2 separate regions of the Homo sapiens genome follow, and region 2 is linked to region 1. A link is an interaction called in ENCODE POLR2A ChIA-PET data of the cell type or tissue named here. Cell type or tissue: B cell. All regions are shown on one strand. Links, peaks and the distances in the headings refer to the core of each region. The heading gives the core; the rest is flanking DNA. Region 1 overlaps ZMPSTE24 (zinc metallopeptidase STE24). Region 2 overlaps SMAP2 (small ArfGAP2).

The links. ChIA-PET counts read pairs that join two places held together with the same protein. Peaks named below come from ENCODE experiments on the same cell type or tissue, not always from the same donor. Only the 100,000 strongest peaks of a DNase experiment are listed, where the experiment ranks them.
Region 2: POLR2A ChIA-PET joins it to region 1 with 9 read pairs; 3 of 35 experiments call an interaction of 5 or more read pairs at or near these places.

The regions. Positions count from the first base shown.
Region 1 is chr1:40,288,813-40,295,762 of GRCh38, reverse strand. ZMPSTE24 (zinc metallopeptidase STE24) reads right to left here. Exons shown (of 10, transcript NM_005857.5): 9 at 4,766-4,909; 10 at 1,583-3,318. The coding sequence ends at 3,094. Among named protein-coding and RNA genes, the nearest start is that of COL9A2, 25 kb to the left of the region's middle. In B cell, for the core only: no CTCF peak of the experiment used is centred there; no DNase peak of the experiment used is centred there; H3K27ac peaks cover 637 bases.
Region 2 is chr1:40,375,638-40,382,587 of GRCh38, reverse strand. All of the region lies in intron 1 of SMAP2 (small ArfGAP2), which reads right to left. Among named protein-coding and RNA genes, the nearest start is that of SMAP2, 5.4 kb to the right of the region's middle. In B cell, for the core only: no CTCF peak of the experiment used is centred there; no DNase peak of the experiment used is centred there; H3K4me3 peaks cover 4,893 bases; H3K27ac peaks cover 5,000 bases.

The DNA.
Region 1 (6,950 bases), core at 840-5,839:
CCAGGGCAGGCAGATCACAAGGTCAGGAGCTTGAGGCCAGCCTGGCTAACATGGAGTAACCCCATCTCTACTAAAAAATACAAAAATTTGCTGGGCACGGTGGCTCACCCCATAATCCCAGCACTTTGGGAGGGCAAGGTGGGCGGATCCCCTGAGGTCAGGAGTTTGAGACCAGCCTGGCCAACATGGAGAAACCCCGTCTCTATTAAAAATACAAAAATTAGCCAGGTGTATTGGCCCATGCCTGTAATCTCAGTTACTCGGGAGGCTGAAGCAGGAGAATCACTTGAACCTGGGAGGCAGAGGTGGCAGTGAGCCAAGATCATGCCACTACACTCAATCCTGGGTGACAGAGAGACAGAGAGTCTTAAAAAAAAAGAAAGAAAAGAAAAAAATACAAAAATTAGCCGGATGTGGTGGCTCACATGCCTGTAATCCCAGCTACTCAAGAGGCTGAAGCAGGAGAATCTCTTGAACCTGGGTGGTGGAGGTTGCAGTGAGCCGAGATCGCACCATTGCAGTCCAGCCTGGGCAACATGGTGAAACCCCATCTCTACTAAAAATACAAAAAATTAGCCAGGCGTGGTGGCGCAAGCCTGTAATCCTAGCTACTTGGGAGGCTGAGGCAGGAGAATCGCTTGAACCCAGGAGGCGGAGGTTGCGGTGAGCTGAGATCGGGGCATTGCACTCCAGCCTGGACAACAAGAGAGAAACTTCTTCTCAAAAAAAACAAAAACAAAAAAAGCAAGTAGAAGGTTTCCACAGGGAGGGGAATATCACATGTAGGATCAGGGGTAACAGTGAGCATATAAAATATAAGGGCAAGCGGGGACCATCATTTGGTACTAAAACCACTGAACTGATCCTGGGAATTCTCCTATCCTAAACAGAGGCAGAATTTACAAGCAGTTCTCAGACCTCAGCAAAGGGCCAACTCAGATAAAGCCAGTATATACACACAACAGAGATTCAACCTTAGATTCAGAGCTTAACTCTGCTGGAGTTGTGCCATTTTACCCAAGGCTTTGACCTACTCAATTTTGCCCCTGCTGCACATCCACCAGGTCTTTCTTAGGGTGCAGAGTGCCATCTATTCCTTCGTTGGTGGGCCTATCTACTCTTCCCTTGATTGGTCAATTTCTTAGGAACCTACCAGTATCCTTTTGGCCATCCCTATGCCTCTGCCATCCATAAAGTGTGGGTGACTAAGTCAGTCACATATTTAAAAGCTAATTACTGCCACCATATGTAAGGAAAACCAAAGAGGCAGCTGGAGCAGACCAGGCAGGCCCAACAATTTGAGGTTATAAAAATAGAGAAGGAATGATTCCAAATGAAGCTTCCAAGGAAATATCTGCAAGAACTGGTGATACTCTGGAGCAAAGCAGGAGCAAGACACTGAAGAGACTCTGTGTAAAGCACAGTGGTGGCACTGACACCACTCATCATTAGGGCTATTTCTTCATTCCACTCTTCATTGCTAGCACCCAGTTCCTCTCAGGTAATAAACATATGTTCAGGTAACAAATGATACACAAATTAAAAAAATGATACACAAATATCAAACTAAAGACAAAGTACATACATTTGCGTTGGCAATGTTTAATGTTTCACTTTTGCAGAACTGAAATTTGTATTCAAAGGCACAGAAGGAAGGAAAGGCAGTTATCAGAGCATGAAGTCACAGATAAAGGATGCTGAATAAAAGCATAGGACTGCTCCTCTTTAGCCTTAGGAAAATAAATAATGCAGTATTAAACTAGATTTTTATTTTTATTATATTTCCATGTGAAGACATCACCCAAATGTCAGCGGAGCAAAAGACTTTATGGTCAGATACCAAAGGCGTACAGTTGATCCCACTTTGGAATAAATGCCCAGAAGGTAATAAGCATTATCAGTGAGTGAGAGCTCTAGGCACAAAATAAGTTCTCATTCAGAAAGTGGACAGAGATATGAAGCAGTGAAACATATAGCTTTAAAAACTGGAAATCATTCATGACATTTGTTTTCAAAGTAAACATTATCTGCATTTCAAGAACTGTAATTTTCAAAAGTAGAATCAGGCCTGATTAAGTAATATTTATGACTTACAGATAAAATTACAAAAATAAAAATGAAAACTCTTCTGCCCTTGAAAGAGATAGAAAACTATATTTTTTTCCCTGTAATGTCACAGAGATTCATCAGTATTTCATCCTTATGTCGCTTAAAAAATGTTATTTTTAATTCGTCTTTCCTGTTCTGCCACTTTTAACATAGCAAAACGTGTTTAATATGGCCATCTCTGCTGAGTGAAAGGATGTATTATTTACTGCATGAATGAGAAGAAGCTACAATTTACCTCCAATGGGATCATATCTACCACGTGGGAAAAAAAGATAAAGACACGGATTTTCCAAAAAACAAAAGAAACAAACAAACAAAAAAACCCCACAAAACTCAATGATTTAAAATATCCTATACATAATTTCTAACTTCAAAGCACTATGAGAAACTCTTGATCACTGTGTAGCAAGAAAGGGAAGAAAGAAATTAAAAATTTGGTAGAATAGGAGAGCATTTTTCTAACTACTTTCATTTAAATAACATTGGCCTTACCAACTATTACCTTTCTTATTTAAAACACTGATTCACCAGGTGAAATCATAACAGCATGAAAGTAAGACCAGATTTCAAGTTAGGTGTGAGCACAATGATTCAGGACCACTGTTTCCACCTCACAGAAAGGATTCCTGTGGTGATGCTCCCTCTTTCAAACATATGCCCTCAAACACCTCACATGCAGATTCCATATAAGTATACAAATAAAACGAGTTCTGTATTTTTCCAAATAATTTTACAACTTGATGGTAAATTAGATGTCAAAGATAAAACTATGCCTTTAAAAACATTAAGCTTCAAAATTCATTCAGTGTTTTAAGAAATGAATTATTAAAATCATTTTTAAAATGACATATTAAATGTATTTAAATCTGGGCTTTTCTGTACTTAATTTTTCTTCTAAAAAAAAGTTTAAAAACATCAAGAGCTGGAACATGCTGCCAGGACAGAAATAATCAGAAATGTCTTCAGTCACAGATCCTGGACATCTCAGTGTTGCTTCATAGTTTTCAAAGCTTGAAGTCTCTCTAGCAGTGGAGGATGAGAATAATGCCACATTGAGAACAACCAGTCAGAAACAGGGAATCCCAAGTTATCTTTGTTAAGTTTGATTAAAGCAGAATATAAGTCTTTAGCCTTCCCAAGTTTCTTGGCAAATGCATCAGCTTGAAACTCAAATCTGCGGCTTAGGACTGTTAGGCAAAAAGAAAGAACCTGAAAAAGAAAATGAAAGGGTTTTAGCCACTGCCCACCTCTTTGTTGTTACTAAAGGTTCCATGAGCTGAGACTGTAGAGAAGTTTGGCTTGGGATAAGAGGAATGGCAGGACAAAAGAAAGATCACTAATATTTAGGGGACCTAGGGTGAGGAAATTATAAATTGAGCCTTATTCTCCCCCAAGCAAACAGGCCAGAAACACATATAAAAGTTAAACATCCCTAACCAAAAACTTGAAATCTGAAATGTTCCAAAATCTGAAACTTTTGAGTGCTGACATGAGACTCAAAAGTCATGCTCAGGCCGGGTGTGGTGCCTCACACCTGTAATCCCAGCACTTTTGGGAAGCTGAGGCAGGTGGATCACCTGAGGTCAGGAGTTCGAGACCAACCTGGCCAACATGGTGAAACCCTGTCTCTAGTAAAAATACAAAAATTAGCTGGGCGTGGTGATGGGTGCCTGTAGTCCCAGCTATTCAGGAGGCTGAGGCAGGAGAATTGCTTGAACCCGGGAGGCGGAGGTTGCAGTGAGCCAAGATGACACCCCTGCACTCCAGCCTGGGAGACAGAGCGAGACTCCATCTTAAAAAAAAAAAAAAAAAAAGAGTTTTAAGATAATACATCTCAGTTCTCTGCCAAATTTATTTTTGTTTATGTGGACAATGCTATATGAATATGATCTATGCCCCTCCATTTTTCTTTCCTGGTGTCCCCACCATACATAATAGAAAAATATAATTCATTTAGCTCATCTTAACTCTACAATCTATCCCAAGAAAGAATTCTTCTGAATGGAGATACCTCAAGATCTTCAATATTATTTCTTAGCTTAATTTGGAAGCCTTACCAAACATCATGAAATGATGCCATTGTCAGGTTTGTTATATAGTCTCACATTAACCTATGTATTATCACTCACACGGAATACCCCTAATGAGCTAACACAGAGCAATGTTCTTAAGTTTCATTTACCACAAAATACCCGATTTTGATTTTGTGGGTTTGGGTGGATCCCTCAGGCTATATGGAGGCAGGTGGTCATGGAGCAGAGGAACAGTCACTAAGCCTCCCTTACTGAGCTGTACCAATTAGTGTTTGCTTTGTCCCCTCATACACATAAGATTTTTACCCAAGCACTGGTGAATATGTGGCCTAGGACACAACATTCCAATAGTTAATCTCCATCTACCGAGTCCTTTTAGGTGTTCACCACTGAAGTCTAGTTTTCTACTTATACTTTCCTAAGAGTATGCAAACGTTTATTTATTTGGGCTTGAATTTTTCTGCTACTTTGTCATACTGACCAGTGAATCAGGGGACTAAAAGACTTTGTTTCATCTATTTGTTAAAACTGTACTGTTCTATTTCCTTTTTCACTATCCTGAAAGCTCTAGATTTGAAGCAGGCAAGAGCATATGTGTGATAATTTTAAAGATCATACATTACCTCATTGTAAGGTGAAAAAATAAACTGGAAGATGATCAATAGTCCAATAAGAGTGGGTTGGCTATCATAAAAACCAAATGCAGCAAAAAGCTCCTTTCGACCAATTAATACAGCAAATAAAAAAAAACACAGGAAAGAATTCATCTAGAAAGAAGGACATGAAATTTCTAAGTTATTACCAAGCTGATTTCACTATGGGATCAGTAGCATCCATAAAGTATAAGAAATCACAGTGTGGCCGGGCGCGGTGGCTCACGCCTGTAATCCCAGCACTTTGGGAGGCCAAGGCGGGTGGATCACGAGGTCAGGAGATTGAGACCATCCTGGCTAACATGGTGAAACCCCGTCTCTACTAAAAATGCAGAAAAAATTAGCCGGACGTGGTGGCGGATGCCTGTAGTCCCAGCTACTCGGGAGGCTGAGGCAGGAGAATGGCGTGAACCCGGGAGGCGGAGCTTGCAGTGAGCTGAAATGGCGCCACTGCACTCCAGCCTGGGCAACAGAGTGAGACTCCATCTCAAAAAAAAAAAAAAAAAAAAAAAAAAAATTCATAGTGTGATTTTAAGAAAGGTATTAGTGTGATCACAGAACAAATTATTTAAGTAGCTTTTTTTGAGACAGATCTCACTCTGTCGCCCAGGGTGGAGCTCAGTGGCACGATCTCGGCTCACTGCAAGCTCCGCCTCCCATGTTCACGCCATTCCCCTGCCTCAGCCTCCCGAGTAGCTGGGACTACAGGCGCCCCCCACCATGCCCGGCTAATTTTTTGTATTTTTAGAAGAGACGGGGTTTCACTGTGTTAGCCAGGATGGTCTCAATCTCCTGACCTCAGATGATCCACCCACCTGGGCCTCCCAAAGTGCTGGGATTACAGGCATGAACCATACTGCCCCGCCAGTAGTTTTTAGTTTCACTTTTATTTCAAAAGTAAAATAAAATGTTCCCAAATGTATAAACTGTATCATTTTCTATAAGGGCAAGCTTAAGTTGAGGCTCCTATCATTGAGGGTTTGAAGTGGTCAATAGCAATGGGATATTTTCTCTCTGTAAAAGGGTGAAGGGCTAGAATGGATTCTGGCCTTGTTTTATAACACTGTAATCAGATACAACGCCTCCCACCTGACTTTGAAGCGGAGGCTCCAAAGAAACAGGCTTCCCTTGAATCCTCTCTAGGCCCACTGGAGCTGTACCAGATAGTTAGAAAGGTCAGGGGGAAAAGTAGATCCATCTTGATCAATAAATGAGAGGAGAAAAAAATAAAAAATCTATACCAAAATACAACCTCTTGGAGTAAGGTTGGAGAACACACAACATTCTTTTTCTGTGCAAATTAGGATCTTGGAGGCCACATGTACCTTATTTAAGTGTGTTGCTTCAAACCATTTGACCCAAACGAGATGACCCAAGAAGCTGTCAGCTTAGAATGGGGCTTAGAGCATAAGAAGGCTCACCAGCTGCCCCAGGACAAGCAGCTTCGACACTCATCCTTATAACTCAGTGGATCCAATATGACAAGCTCCAACAGAAAACTCAGTGAAGTCTCCTACACTTATAATCTATGCATCCACTTTTGTCAAGTAACCATTGTCCTTTTGAAAAATAACTTTTGGTTTGCTACTGGGCCCTACTACAGACTGAATTCCTGGCCATGGGATACTGTGATCCTGCAAACTGAACTATCCCTTCTGAACTGGGTGCTATGTTAATCTGTTAATCTGCCTAGCCAGGAAACTGCTATGCGCAGAAGCACTTCATCATCAAGGACAAGTGGTAGATATAAGAGTGGAAATGAAGCAAGTTATGAAGGCACCAGTAAGTTAAATAAGCAGATGGCTCATACTCTAGTACACCAACTCCTACCACCAACAACCCTCAACCAACCCTTACTCATATGCTGTTCCCTATAATCAATTAGTTGAACAGGAACAAAATCAGAGCCTATTTTACAATAACTTAATACAATATGCTGGCACCAGATGAAAGTGGACTGCTGTGGTATTACAGAGCCACTCAGGGATGGTCTTGGAAGGCAGTGGTGAAGGGAATTACTCTCGGTGAGGTGAACTTTAAGGTGTATATCTCACTGTCTACTCAGCCTGGGAGGAGAGAGAGCCTGAGGCAAGGATATATATCCTAATTTATTGGCAGTGGGAAAAAAATGGTTCGGCTGAATTATTAGGGCCTT
Region 2 (6,950 bases), core at 1,122-6,121, 87 kb before region 1:
CAATACAGAACTTCTTCAAAGCTAGTATCTAGTTAAACTGGCCACTTGATCAAACAGGAGTACAACTGTGGTAAGGATTTAAGCAGACACAATAACAAAAGGTAGGCACTGTATGCTTACAGTGTAAAGCATATGCATGTTTTATGCAGAATCTTGCTTGGCATCATTTTTACAGGAAATACCATTTGGAGGAACTGAGTCTGACTCAATTTAATAAGTCACTTTATCCCTTCACTGTAGCACAGGTAGAGTCCATCAACATAACATACAAAGCCAGTGGCAGTGTACATAACAAGTAGAATGTCGCAGTCACCGATTGCATGACACGATTTCCAAGATGGAATTTTCAGGCAGAAGAACAGAAACAGACAATGACTCATGTGATGAACAGTTATATAGACAACTGTGCCCAAGAAAGCTGCCACCTACATACCATAATGACATCAGATGAAAAATGCAGAAAAAAGGTAGTTTTCCAATTTATCTAGAAAAAAAAGATTTGCTGAAAAGTATATATACTGAGAGATGAGACTGCAGCTACCTGTTTATGCATCCTAAGCACTGAGCAACCAGGAGCACACATCAGGTATTCCAAATATGACCTGCTTGAGGCTAAGAGCATGTTCAGCCTCAAAAATCAACATCAAGAGCTCCAGAAATAACATAGTATCTACTGCTGGCACTTCACTAGACTTATGCTAAAATAATTTAATGTACCCACAAAGGTACATTTCAATGGAGAATTTAATCGGCACCATGCTCAGACCTTTCTTACTATTCAGCGATCAGGAAGCGTTTCATGCCTGCAATATTTATAACCCCATGTGAATAGCAGGTGGACCTACAATACTATGGGCTTCTTACACAACAGGAAGTCTAAAGCACAGTGCATATTCAAAATCTCAATGCCACGAAGCAAGTCAACCACAGAGCTCAGGTTTTAACCTTACAGTATCCTGACTACCTGTCAAACTCTACTCCTCATCACTCCTCAACATGCAGTCAAAATATACTAAAGAATCCCCACACGCACACACACACACACAAAACAGTGCACCTTCGAGGCTTTGCACATTCTGTTCCCTCTTCCTAGAATACAAAGTTCCCTAAATTAGCTTGGCAAAGTCATACTTATCCTTTAAGACACAGCCTACTTTTCTCTTTGAAGCCATGACTTCCCGAGGAAGACTTCTTTGCCTTCTTCAATGCTTTCATTTCTCCCTGTATACCATGCCACAATAATTTCTGTATTGCATCATTTATATTTGTACACATCTGCTTCCCCATTAGACTGTAAAATCCTTGAGACTAAAGACTCTTTCTTTTAATCTATATGTCCCGGTACAATGTCTGAGAAAAAGTAGGTAGTAAGTGCTTAAGAAACATTTTCTGAATGACTATATGTAGTGGGGGATCTCAGGCTTGCGAAGTTCCCCTAAAAGATATACATTTTCTATTCTTCATCTCACTGGCACCAAATGATATTTAAAGGGCAAGGAGAACAAATAGGAAAGTATCTCTCAGGGAACAGGTTTAATATGTTGACATTAAAAGACAATCTAATGGGGATTTTGATAAATTACTTTCAGTAAAACTATCAATCTAACCATGACTGTCAGAGTTATAGTGCACTAGCTATAAAAAACCAGAAATATATGTGATCTTGGCTAGAGAAAGGCGTTTAACAACTAGAAATGGAAGCAGAACTCCTTCTGTTGTTTCACGCCATTGAATTTTTTACTTTTTAAAAGGTACCACAGGCTGGGTGCGGCGGCTCACACCTATAATCCCAGCACTTTGGGAGGCTAAGGTGGGCGATCACCTGAGGTCAGGAGTTCGAGACCAGCCTGGCCAACATGATGAAACCCCTCTCTACTAAAAATACAAAATATTAGCCAGGTGTGGTGGCAGGCGTCTCTAATCCCAGCCACTCGGGAGGCTGAGGCAGGAGAATGGCTTGAACCCGGGAAGTGGAGGTTGCAGTGAGCCAAGACCACACCACTGCACTCCAGCCTGGGCAACAGAGCGAGACTCCATCTCAAAAGAGAAAAAAAAAAAGTGCCACAGATACAGCTAAAATAATTTTAAATTGATAGGAAAGTTCATTTCTAAGGAATATTTAACAAGCAATGACTTGGCTATCAACAGAAAACAAATGTAAAGCAAAGCTAAAGATTAATGTACATGAGTTAAAACTTAAGACAACTATGAGAAAATTTCTACACAAAGAAATTCCCTGGTCTAATCTTTCATACAAGTTTGAAATCGGGAAACATCCAGAGACCATCCTCAAGGGTACCATAAAGCACATTTGCAAAAATGCCAGAACTCCATATATAGGAAATGGTTTTGGCTTAAAGACTAGGGAATTACTGGGTGAGTCATTCTAACTGTGGCTCCCAGTAACCAGACTATCTTAAAAGGGAATAAAGTCAAAAGTAAAACTAATAAAATCAAGATTAAAAAATTTATGATTAGCAATGGTAAAAGTAAATAATGCAGACATTTGTGTAACACATTAGTTTACAAGGCACTTTCATTTTTCAAACTAGGAAAACTAAACTGAGAAAGTTAGGTGGTATGTGGAATCAGGTCACCAAGCTGCAATAAGCAAAGTAAAGGAATTTAACTGGCTGTTCCAATACCAAGTCTACAGACTCTTCCATTACTCTGCCTCTCTGCCATCTTAACAGTAGGCTTATATGTGTCTATGGGCCTAGGACACTTTCTAAGATGCCTTCAAAGAGAGCAGTGTCTGCTGGGCATGGTGGCTCATGCCTGTAATCCCAGCATTTTGGGAGGCCAAGGTGGGCAGATCACTTGAGGTCAGGAGTTCCAGACCAGCCTGGACAACATGGTGAAACCTTCTCTCTGCTAAAAATATAAAAATTAGTCAGGTGCCTGTAATCCCTGCTACTCAGGAGGCTGAGGCAGGAGAACTTGAACCCGGGAGGGGGAGTTTGCAGTGAGCCAAGACTGCACCACTGTACATAGCAAGACTCCGCCTCAAAAAAAAAAAAAAAAAAAAAAAAGAGAGACAACAGTGTCTTCCAAATCATTTAAGAATAGCTTTCTACTTAGTCAAGATAACTTGGTCACAGCCTTAGAAAATACCTTCAAAGAACAAAGCACTCCTCAATGTGCATGGAAAGTGTATGCTCTCCATGTTCTGTTGATTGAAAAATACAGATGTCAAGAGCTGTGGGTAATATGCTACCATTTGCATAAAAGCACTGCAAAGGAATATATTTAAATGTAATTGTTTGTCTATGCATACATTATCTCTTAAAAGTCACGTAAGAAATTGCCGACAATGGGCTAGGTGTGGTGGCTCACACCTGTAATCCAAGCACTTTGGGAGGCTGAGGTTGGTGGATCACCCGAGGCCAGGAGTTCGAGGCCAGCCTGACCAACATGGTGAAACCCCATCTCTACTAAAAATACAAATATTAGCTGGGCGTGGTGGTGGGCGCCCAGCTACTCGAGAGGCTGAGGCAGGAGAATCACTTGAACCCAGGAGGGAGAGGTTGCAGTGAACCAAGATCTTGCCATCGCACGCCAGCCTGGGCAACAAGAGCGAAACTCTGTCTCAAAAAAAAAAAAAAAGAAAAGAAAAGAAAAGAAATTGCCAACAATTGTTACTTCCACGGAGTGAAAATGGTGGCTCAGAGATGAGGGACAGCAGAATGATTTTATACCGTACATATTCCCCTTTGGACCTTTTGGATTTTGAACTACATGAAAGTGCTACCTTTTTCAAAAAGTACATTTAAATGTAGATTTAAAAATATAGGAGTTGGAACAGAGGCAGTGGTTGGGTGGGGTGAAACATTTCAGAGATAGGATGTAGCAGAAGAAGGGAAAAGCAAAAAATTATTACACTTTCTGTTGGACTCTAGAATTTCATGTGGTGTTTCAGTCTGAAGTAAATACTCCTCAAGATGATCAAATGTCTTGTACTCTTAACTCTTTGCTCTGCCGGGTATGGTGTGTCACACCTGTAATCCCAGCACTCTGGGAGGCTGAGATGGGAGGACTGCTTCAGCCCAGGAGTTAGAACTAGCCTGAGAAACATAGTGAGACCCTGTCTCAATTGTAGATAAGCCAGTAAATAAATAAATAAATCTTTGCCCATCAAACAGCCCTCAATTTCTCACAAACCTTGACACTAAGAAAGGAGTGTCCCAATAGTGGACACAAATATTTAGGTCATCAGAAAGGTATAGTCAGCCCTCCATTAGAAATGGGTTCTGCATCTGTGGATTCAAACAACTGCAGATTGAAAATATTCGAAAAAATGGCTGGGCCCCGTGGCACACGCCTGTAGTCCCAGCACTTTGGGAGGCTAAGTGGGAGGACAGCTTGAGCCCAGGAGTCTGAGGCTACAGTGAGCTATAATCGCACCACTGCACTCCAGCCTGGGTGGCAGAGCAAGACCCCGTCTCTAAAAAAAATAAAAAGGAAAGAAAATATTCAGTAAAAAATGAATGGTTGCATCTGTACAGAACATGTGCAGACTTTTTTCCTTCTCATTATTCCCTAAATTATACAGAGTAACAACTACTGGCATAGCATTAACATTGTATTAGATATTATAAGTAATCTAGAGATGATTTAAAGTATAAGGGAGGATGTGTATAAGTTATATGCAAGCACTACAACATTTATATCAGGGACTTGAGCATCTGTGGATTTTAGTACCCCAGAAGGTTCCTGGAACCAATCCCCCCTGGATACCAAAGGACAACTGTAGATCCTTTCATGGTAAATAAGATAGTGTCCAGTTTAAAACACAGTCTCTGACGGGGTGGCTTAGCAATTATTCCTGACACACTGATAAAATCTGGAACTGCTGAGCTAGAAGTTAAAACTTGGACCAGTATGACCCCAAGTACAAAGGAAGTATGACCCATACCCAAAAATGGAACCCAGCCTCAATCAGCCAGAGTTACCATTGACATATCTGGAATTTTCAGTAGTTTTGTCCTCTGTTCTATCACTACCTAAGTTAGTCCAAAAGTTCACCCTAAAAGTCACATTAACCCCAGGGCTTTGGGTAATGAAGAAATCACATCTTGAGCCTAGAGAGAATCATAGCATTTCTTAAATAGGCAGCCCCAAAGCAGTTTCCTTTCCCACACTGAAATTACTGGAATGGTTTAGTGGTCCCAGAAACTGGTAAGACTCGTGCCCAGGACAGTTAAAAACCCCAGGATCAACAAAACTTGTACGAAGTAAAAAGAACACAAGCTTGTTCTCTATTCTGATGTTTATTTGTTGTGTTTTGTTTTAGAGACAGGGTCTTGCTCTCTGACCCAGGCTGCAGCGCAGTGGCACTCAATCATGGCCCACTGCAGCTTCGACCTCCTGGGCTCAGTTGCCCAGGTGATCCTCCTGCCTCAGCCTCCTGAGTAGCTGGGACCACAGATGCACAACACCACACCCAGCTAATTTTTTAACTATTTGTAGAGACAAGGTCACACTATGTTGCCCAGGCTGGTCTTGAACTCCTGGACTCAAGTGATCCTCCCTCCTTGGCCTCTCAAAGTGCTGGGATTACAGGTTTGAGCCACCACACCCAGCCTCTATTCCGAAGTTTAAATCACATACCTTGAAAGTCAACTAATAAATGTTCCTAAATAAGTATAAGAATTTAAAAATAAAAGTCATTGCCAAAGAGTTATATTTTGGAACATTGCAAAAATACCTGCTCATAGGTCGATAGTCTATGCCACATCATCTAACTGGATATTAATAGATGAGCAATCACTCACCATATCCTGTACAGTTAACTTCCAATTTTTTAGGAAAGGACACAGGAATACAGGTAAATAAACTGAAACCCAATTCTCATTTTAGCCAACACTTTTTAAATTCCTCCTCCAATGAAATGTATTTTTTATCAGCGCTAACAGGTAACAATTTATTGATCCAAACGTCTTTTCCTTCAACAATCTGATAGTTGTCCAAATGATCATTATGACAACCAAAATTAGAAAACAGCAGGGGAAAAAGAGTGAGAGGGCTTGGAGGGGTGGAATGGGATAGGTAATTCATAAATTGGATAAACAGAGGCCTCAACAAATGCCTATTTGTCATAATCTAAAGATGACTGACCCATTGTCATCTCATTTTTAATACAATGACCAAGTCCCTGAAGCCACCTGGTAAAATGTAAAACGAACTTCTGAAAAGAAATTGAGGATCCAGGATTCTACCATCAACAGTAGTTAATAAAGTTTACAAGCCAGCAGTTACTAGTTCTCATTAAGAATTAACTGATATTTCATAACCTGATCCCCAGTAAGCTTATTAATAAAAAGCAACGGAAATTTCGGGCTGGGCATGGTGGCTCACACCTGTAATCCCAGCACTTTGGAAGGCTGAGGCGGGTGGATCACCTGAGGTCAGGAGTTCAAGACCAGCCTGGCCAACATGGTGAAACCCTGTCTCTACTAAAAATACAAAAATCAGCTGGGCATGGTGGCGGGCGCCTGTAATCCCAGGTACTCGGGAGGCTGAGGCAGGAGAATCACTTGAACCCGGGAGGCAGAGGTTGCAGTGAGCCGAGATTGCACCATTGCACTCCAGCCTGGGCGACAAAGCGAAACTGTCTCAAAAAATAAAAATAAAAAATAAAATAAATAAAAAGCAATGGAAATTTGGAGGAAGAAGTAGTGAATCAGCCTCTCTCTTCCATGTGCTGTATTTTATTGGAATATGAGTAAGTATAAGGGTAATATGAGAAATGGGGGGGGGGGTTCTAGTCACCAAAATGGCATCTGACTCTCCAAATGCAGCAATGCTCACTCCAGTGGGTTGCTTCACTGTGACTCAAGATCTGTCAAATGAGGACATAAGGGAATTTGAATAAAGCCAAGATACACTCCTAAAATAAACCAAATCTTCCAATAGACCTAACAGAAGATGTAACAAGAATCAAGAAGCTA